2 separate regions of the Homo sapiens genome follow, and region 2 is linked to region 1. A link is an interaction called in ENCODE POLR2A ChIA-PET data of the cell type or tissue named here. Cell type or tissue: GM12878. All regions are shown on one strand.

Evidence for each region. ChIA-PET counts read pairs that join two places held together with the same protein. Peaks named below come from ENCODE experiments on the same cell type or tissue, not always from the same donor. Only the 100,000 strongest peaks of a DNase experiment are listed, where the experiment ranks them.
Region 2: POLR2A ChIA-PET joins it to region 1 with 5 read pairs; 4 of 35 experiments call an interaction of 5 or more read pairs at or near these places.

Annotation. Positions count from the first base shown.
Region 1 is chr11:61,163,475-61,167,474 of GRCh38, forward strand. No RefSeq gene overlaps it. Among named protein-coding and RNA genes, the nearest start is that of VPS37C, 4.0 kb to the left of the region's middle. RefSeq lists an enhancer at 2,161-2,838 and a silencer at 3,691-3,840. In GM12878, no CTCF peak of the experiment used is centred here; no DNase peak of the experiment used is centred here; H3K4me3 peaks cover 1,969 bases; H3K27ac peaks cover 2,403 bases.
Region 2 is chr11:61,420,592-61,424,591 of GRCh38, forward strand. CPSF7 (cleavage and polyadenylation specific factor 7) reads right to left here. Exons shown (of 10, transcript NM_001142565.3): 3 at 799-1,017. Among named protein-coding and RNA genes, the nearest start is that of CPSF7, 7.4 kb to the right of the region's middle. In GM12878, no CTCF peak of the experiment used is centred here; no DNase peak of the experiment used is centred here.

The sequences.
Region 1 (4,000 bases):
TGTGATTTTTTTTTTTTTTTGAGACGGAGTTTCTCTCTTGTTGCCCAGGCTGGAGTGCAATGGTGTGATCTCTGCTCACTGCAACCTCCGCCTCCTGGGTTCAGGTGATTGTCCTGCCTGAGCGTCCCAAGTAGCTGGGATTACAGGCGCCTACCACCACACCCGGCTAGTCTTTGTATTTTTAGTAGAGACAGGGTTTCACCATGTTGCCAGGCTGATCTCGAACTCCTGACCTCAGGTGATCCACCCACCTCGGCCTCCCAAAGTGCTGAGATTACAGGCGTGAGCCACCACGCCCAGCTGCTATGTGATTTTTAACTCTGCATGTGTTTCATTTCTGAAGGAAAATAATTAGGAAACACTATTGATGGATTAGCTTGAGTTTATATCCAGCAATCTCTTCACTGATTAGTACCATGTTGGAAGGTGGGACATGGACATGATGGCTGGAGCAAGTGTAGTCATCTTGAACCATGAGGCGACCATAGGAATAGAGGCCACACTAGTGGCACAACAAAATAGAAGGAACCTGAGCCCTGATTCCGTAAAGGACCATGACACCACTGGACGGCTGCCTCTGGGCTCTGTGTGAGAGGGAAATAAACCACCTCGTGTCACTGTTGTTTTGGATTTTCTGTCACTTGTGCCCTTTAAGTCTTAGACTCTACTTCTGGAAAGCCCCTATATCCTAAGACTGGGTAACTTCCCCCCTTGTATGTTATTCAAACACCCCACCCTTCAGCCCTTTCTTAGCATTCTCTACACTTTTCTGTAGTTGACCTTTCACTCCCCCTAGATAGTAACTTCTCTAAGGACAGGCAGAGACTCTATTTTATACATCATTTTATGCAGATGCTGGAAACTGCTAACGCTAAAAAAAAAAAAAAAAAAGAAGAAGAAGAACTTGTGAATGTGACAGACACGATGATTCTACCAAGGGTGTTGAGGGGAAATGACACACTGCTGCCTACGCTCTCTCTCCGTGTCCTAAGTCGTTGCCACATTATCTTCTGGGGCCACAGGGTGCTGGCCCTCCTGAATAACCAAAGATAGAGAATTAGGACGAAGGAGGGAGGAAGAGAAAATTGCAGGAAATTCAAGTCATGGGAGGGAAGTGGCATTGGGAAAAAGGGTGCTCTTTCTATTTGGTTCCTGCTATTTTCGACTTTGGGCCTTTTGCAACTTCCCTTGGCTCTAGCCCCTCCTCCAGTCCTGGTCTCTTATCACACATACACCTATGTTCCCACGTTCTATACCTCAATTACACCCAATTTCATTCATAAGTGGAGTGGCCCTGATTAATGCAAAATTTTTAAGAAGTTATAAACACAAACAACCCCAGTTACAGAAGGGGGTACCTTACTCTGTTTCTCACATTCACTTCATTCCTTTGTTCATTCCACATGCATTCACTGAATACCCACACTGCTAAGACCTGCGGATACACAGATGAACAGATACCCTCTCCAGCCTCAAGGATGTCACATTTTTGGTTGAGATTGGAGAGAAAACAAAGTATCTCTAGCCCAAGATAACTCAATCCTTCAAATGACCCTGATCAGGAACAAAAAATATGACACTACGTTGAAGTATATACATTGCATTGCCTCTCTACCCCCTTCTAAAAAGTGAGGGTTTCATTTTGCTTCTTTGCTTGCTTGTTTGCTCAGCTGCTCAGCCCTGGACCTTGTCATACTGGTTGAATGGACGGACAGGTAACGTAAACAAGTAAGGAAGACAAGACAAGGAAGTTAAGAGTTCGAGGTAATGAGACATTTGAGAAGCTGAGGTATTGCGAGAGATTTGGGAACTGGGTTGGAAGAGCAGTTTTGTTGTTGTTTTGGGGGTTTTTTGTTTGTTTTTGAGACAGAGTCTCGCTCTGTCACCCAGGCTGGAATACAGTGGCACGATCTCGGCTCACTGCTACCTCCGCCTCCCGGGTTCAAGCAGTTCTCCTGCCTCAGCCTCCCCAGTGCTGGGACTATAGGCGCGTACCACCACGCCTGGCTAATTTTTAATATTTTTAGTACAGATGGGATTTCACCGTGTTAGCCAGGATGGTCTCAATCTCCTGACCTCAAGATCTGCCCACCTCAGCCTCCCAAAATGCTAGGATTACAGGTGTGAGCCACTGTGCCCGGCCGGAAGAGCAGTTTTTAAAGGAAGTTTTGCTATGTGGCATGTAGAATCTCTAGTTTGGTCTTCAGATGATTGCCAGTGAAGAGTTACTTTATCTTTTTATCTCTAGAGTTGGGAGTCAGATCTCTCTGGCTGGTTTCTCACTTTTTTTTTTTTTTTTTTTATTGACCATTCTTGGGTGTTTCTCGCAGAGGGGGATTTGGCAGGGTCATAGGACAATAGTGGAGGGAAGGTCAGCAGATAAACAAGTGAACAAAGGTCTCTGGTTTTCCTAGGCAGAGGACCCTGCGGCCTTCCGCAGTGTTTGTGTCCCTGGGTACTTGAGATTAGGGAGTGGCAATGACTCTTAACGAGCATGCTGCCTTCAAGCATCTGTTTAACAAAGCACATCTTGCACCGCCCTTAATCCATTTAACCCTGAGTGGACACAGCACGTGTTTCAGAGAGCACAGGGTTGGGGGTAAGGTCATAGATGAACAGGATCCCAAGGCAGAAGAATTTTTCTTAGTACAGAACAAAATGAAAAGTCTCCCATGTCTACTTCTTTCTACACAGACACAGCAACCATCCGATTTCTCAATCTTTTCCCCACCTTTCCCCCTTTTCTATTCCACAAAACCGCCATTGTCATCATGGCCCGTTCTCAATGAGCTGTTGGGTACACCTCCCAGACGGGGTGGTGGCCGGGCAGAGGGGCTCCTCACTTCCCAGTAGGGGCGGCCGGGCAGAGGCACCCCTCACCTCCCGGACGGGGCGGCTGGCCGGGCGGGGGGCTGACCCCCCCACCTCCCTCCCAGACGGGGCGGCTGGCCTGGCGGGGGCTGACCCCCACTTCCCTCCCAGACAGGGTGGCTGCCGGGCGGAGGGGCTCCTCACTTCTCAGACTGGGCGGCTGCCGGGCGGAGGGTCTCCTCACTTCTCAGACGGGGCGGCCAGGCAGAGACGCTCCTCACCTCCCAGACGGGGTCGCGGCCGGGCAGAGGCGGTCCTCACATCCCAGACGGGGCGGTGGAGCAGAGGCGCTCCCCACATCTCAGACGATGGGTGGCCGGGCAGAGACGCTCCTCACTTCCTAGATGGGATGGCGGCCGGGAAGAGGCTCTCCTCACTTCCTAGATGGGATGGCGGCCGGTCAGAGACGCTCCTCACTTTCCAGACTGGGCAGCCAGGCAGAGGGGCTCCTCACATCCCAGACGATGGGCGGCCAGGCAGAGATGCTCCTCACTTCCCAGACGGGGTGGCGGCCGGGCAGAGGCTGCAATCTCGGCACTTTGGGAGGCCAAGGCAGGCGGCTGGGAGGTGGAGGTTGTAGCGAGCCGAGATCACGCCACTGCACTCCAGCCTGGGCACCATTGAGCACTGAGTGAACGAGACTCCGTCTGCAATCCCGGCACCTCGGGAGGCCGAGGCTGGCGGATCACTCGCGTTTAGGAGCTGGAGACCAGCCCGGCCAACACAGTGAAACCCCGTCTCCACCAAAAAAATACGAAAACCAGTCAGGCGTGGCGGCGCGCGCCTGCAATCGCAGGCACTCGGCAGGCTGAGGCAGGAGAATCAGGCAGGGAGGTTGCAGTGAGCCGAGATGGCAGCAGTACAGTCCAGCTTCGGCTCGGCATCAGAGGGAGACCATGGAAAGAGAGGGAGAGGGAGACCGTGGGGAGAGGGAGAGGGAGAGGGCGAGGAGGGAGAGGGAGAGGGCGAGGGAGAGGGAGAGGGAGAGGGCGAGGGCGAGGGCGAGGGAGAGCCTGGTTTCTCACTTCTGCTTCCTCCTTGTGGCTCCCACGCTGTGCCGAGCCATTCAGCCTGCACAATCCAGACAATGGATTTGCCTCTGAAGTAGGGGCTGGCAGCTGCCTACAAA
Region 2 (4,000 bases), 260 kb after region 1:
AAAAGGAAGAGATGTCAAGAGCTACACCCCCGCCCGCCAATGTCCCAAACCCAGGATTCTAGTCACAACTAAGTCCCCCCAGAGGAAACTCAAAAGCCTGGCAATATTTCAATTAGTGCAGACTTTTCTTATTGTCCTCACCCATACAGAATTCCAAACCCACTCACCCCCAATCTCCATCTTTAGAGATTACGAAGATTAAAACTTATTGTAACTTTGACTGCCGTTTGGGCTGGCTGGTCATCAGTTCAAACATTGACAGCTAGCAATTTTTTAATTATAGATCTGTCAGGCTAGAGTTGACCATTGCCAGAACTTCCCCCACAGTAAATATACTTCCTAATTTGGAAAAACCACCCCCACCACCAGCCCCAAAACATCACAAAATAACTTGCAGAACAACAGTCACCACCTACCCCAAGTATACTAGAGTTATCAAGGTCTTTAATCCCCATCACCCACCATTATCACAGGACCATCTAATGACCACCAAGAGTTCAAGGTGTTCACTCTGAAATCTCGTCCCTCAGATGACCCTGCTAGACATAAAGCCCCAGGGTCAGGGGCAGTAACAAGATGGCAGAAAAAGCAACTACCCACTTAATCATTGCTTTCTTCGGCACCAGTACGTCCTCAGGATAGTTCTCTTTCAGAGATCAATCCAACCTGATCCCAGGAAAAAGAAATCCAACCCCATCAGAGCACAAAACAGTGCAACAGTAGTTTCTGAAAATGCCATCACCTCCCAGTGCTCTCCCTCCAGCCCACCCCTAAGCATTTTTGGTTACCCACACTCACCCAGGAGAAGCTGCCCACATAAACGGCAGCTCGTCTATTACGCAGGCCACTGTAGGTATACAGAATTGCAGGGGTCTTGTTGTTGGGCTTGGGAGATGGCTCCTGGCGAACAGGAGGAGGTGGTTCAGTGCTGCTGCTTCTGTCATCTGAGGGCTGTGAGGTGGCTGTCAGCACATCATCATACAGGTCAATCTGATCTGTATTGTTGAACTCTGGGTCCTAAGAGATGAGGGGTTGGCAAAGGTAGGTCTGCAAACTTCATTTTGTTCATTCTATTTCACTCTAGTTTATTAGAATCCAGTTAAATACTTGGTAAAACATGTACAAAACTTCCTTGTCCTACCCCAGGAAACAAAGTAAGAAAAACCTCCTTTTGAAACTGTATCACTTAATTATGCTTATGTACATTTTTTTCCCCTCAAGATTCTGTTAATAGTCTGTAAAGTTTCTGGCTTTAGCCAACGGCAAGAATCAAAAAGCACTGGGTGATTAAGCAAGCAAAGAAAGAATGCATAATGAGATGCATGGGCTGCTGTTATCAATAAGGTCAGCTTCTAAAGACCACATCTAAGATAAGCTAATGAAAACTTATTTTCAGTATCTTATGCTATTTCCAAAATCAAGTGTTACATAAAATTCACTTGTCTATTTAATAATAAATTTATTTAGAAACAGAATGCAGAGGAAAAGCATGAAAGTGGGTACAAAAATGCAGAAAAGATTGGGAGTTACTGATTTAAATCCCTTGATTGGTATAAATGATTTAGGAAAGCTCTAAACTCATTGTACACAATCCCATCTTTCCATCGGAGAAAATAAAAAATAAATAAAAGGGAAGGGAATAACAACAGGGGTTTTCCCCTACTAAGTTCTATTTCTTAAATGACATACAGGCCCAATGCATTACCATGACATGTATCTAGGAGACTTTTTTTTTTTTTTGAGACAGGGTCTCACTTTGTCACCCAGGCTGGAGGGCAGTGGTGCAATTACAACTCACTGCAGCTTCAACCTCCTGGGCTCATGTGATCCTCCCACTTCAGTCTCCCAAGTAACTGGGGACTACAGACATGCGCAACCATGCCCAGCTAATTTTCAAATTTTTTTTGTAGAGACAGGGTTTCACCATGTTGCCCAGGCTAGTCTGGAACTCCTGGACTCAAGTGATCCACTGGCCTCGGCCTCCCAAAGTGCCGGGATTACAGGGGTGACTACCATGCCCAGCCAATATTCAATGATATACAAAAAACAGTTAAAGTTCTCTAAAATATAAGGGCCAGAAAACAGGACAAGAACATAAACTGTATCACACAGTAAGCATTTACAATATGAATATGTATTATGGAAAATGTGCAAAATACATATTCTGCCTATGTGATATCTTACTTACTATATACCAAAACCCCTAAAACTACAACTACTACTACTACGATACAGGACCTTAATGTTTAGGATTTTACAGGCTGGGTGCAGTGGCTCACGCCTTGTATCCCAGCACTTTAGGACGCAGAGATAGGCAAACTGCTTGAGCCCAAGAGTTTCAGACCAGCCTGGGCAACATGGTGAAACCCTATCTCTACAATAAATACAAAAATTAGTTGGGCATGGTGGCACACATCTATAGTCCCAGCTACTCGAGAGGCAGAAGGATCACTCGAGCCCGGGAGGTTGAGGTTGCAGTGAGCCAGCCTGGGCAACAGAGTGAGACCCCATATCAAAAAAAAAAAAAAAAAAAAAAAAAGGGTTCAGGATTCTACAATGTAATTACCTCAGAGAAATCTTTTTTTTTTTTTTTTTTTTTGAGACACAGTCTTGCTCCATTGCCCAGGCTGGAGTGCAGTGGCGCCATCTCAGCTCACTGCAACCTCTGCCTCTTGGGTTCAAGTGATTCTCCTGCCTCAGCCTCCTGAGTAGCTGGGATTACAGGCACACACCACCATGCCCAGCTAATTTTTGTATTTTTAGTAGAGATGGGGTTTCACCATGTTGGTCAGGCTGGTCTCAAACCCTTCATCTCGTGATCTGCCCACCTCGGCCTCCCAAAGTGCTAGGATTACAGGCGTGAGCCACCGTGCCTAGCCTCAGAGAAATCTTTTTAAGGATTAGACAAGCATTTTATTTTTATTACAAGAATTAGACAAAACATTCAAACAATGCTAAAGATAATGCTGCCAAAATGACAGAGACAGCAAGTAGTTCAGTGTTTTAAGGATGCTACGGCAGTTTCATATTGCTATTCTTTTAAAAAGGGAATAAAGGAGGCACCTAAGTTGGGAAACTTGTCTAGTACCCTGAAGAAACAGTTTCTCCAAGGCAACTAAAGACAGGCGGCTCCCTTAACTTTCTCCCTCCAATATCACGGCAATAACTGCTAATTCTGAAGTGATCTGAAGACGACTCACTAAAAAATTTACTCTTAGACCAGTCCTTGTATTATAAGAACCTTTGGAAACAATCTTTCAGTTTTTCAGTTTATCTGAAGTACAGTGGAAGAAAATGCACACTAAGAGAATAATCTTGGGTTGTTCTGATAGAGAAGGGGGAAGGATTCTACTTCCTAAAGCATATAAATAATTTCAAATATTAAAACACTCTAAGAAACCCACCAGGAGGGCTTAACCCTTGTAAAAACGTTAGAAAAAGAATATCAAGAGACAGTAAACTTTTAGGGGGCAACTTAACAACAAGAAATTAGTGAGGCAAATAAGCACAGGAAGCTTGTTCCATGTAGTCAAATCCATCAAAAAGGATTGTGCATAAAAAGGGTCAGCATGTAAAGAATGAGGAGAGAAGCTAACACTGGAGAGGACAGGGTGGATAATAAAGTAAGGTGAGGTCAGCTAGGGCTAATGAGTGGGAAAACATTTTGTGTGTAAGTAATCACTATAAAATATTTCATAGCTGTTACGTCTCAAACTATCCCAACTCTATAGACAAATCACTCTTCTATTCATGTACCAGGTATGGTGAGTTGCTCCTGTGGTTCAAGGTAGAGAAAGGATTTATATACATCACTTGATCCCATCCAATGCTCAAATCCTTAGAAAGCACTACTTCACACCAAGATTCTTCTTTTTTTCTGAGATAGAGTCTCACTTTGTCACCCAGGTTGAAGTGCAGTGGCGCAATCTTGGCTCACTGCAACCTCCGCCTCCTGGGTTCAAGTGATTCTCCTGCCTCAGCCTCCCGAGCAGCTGGAATT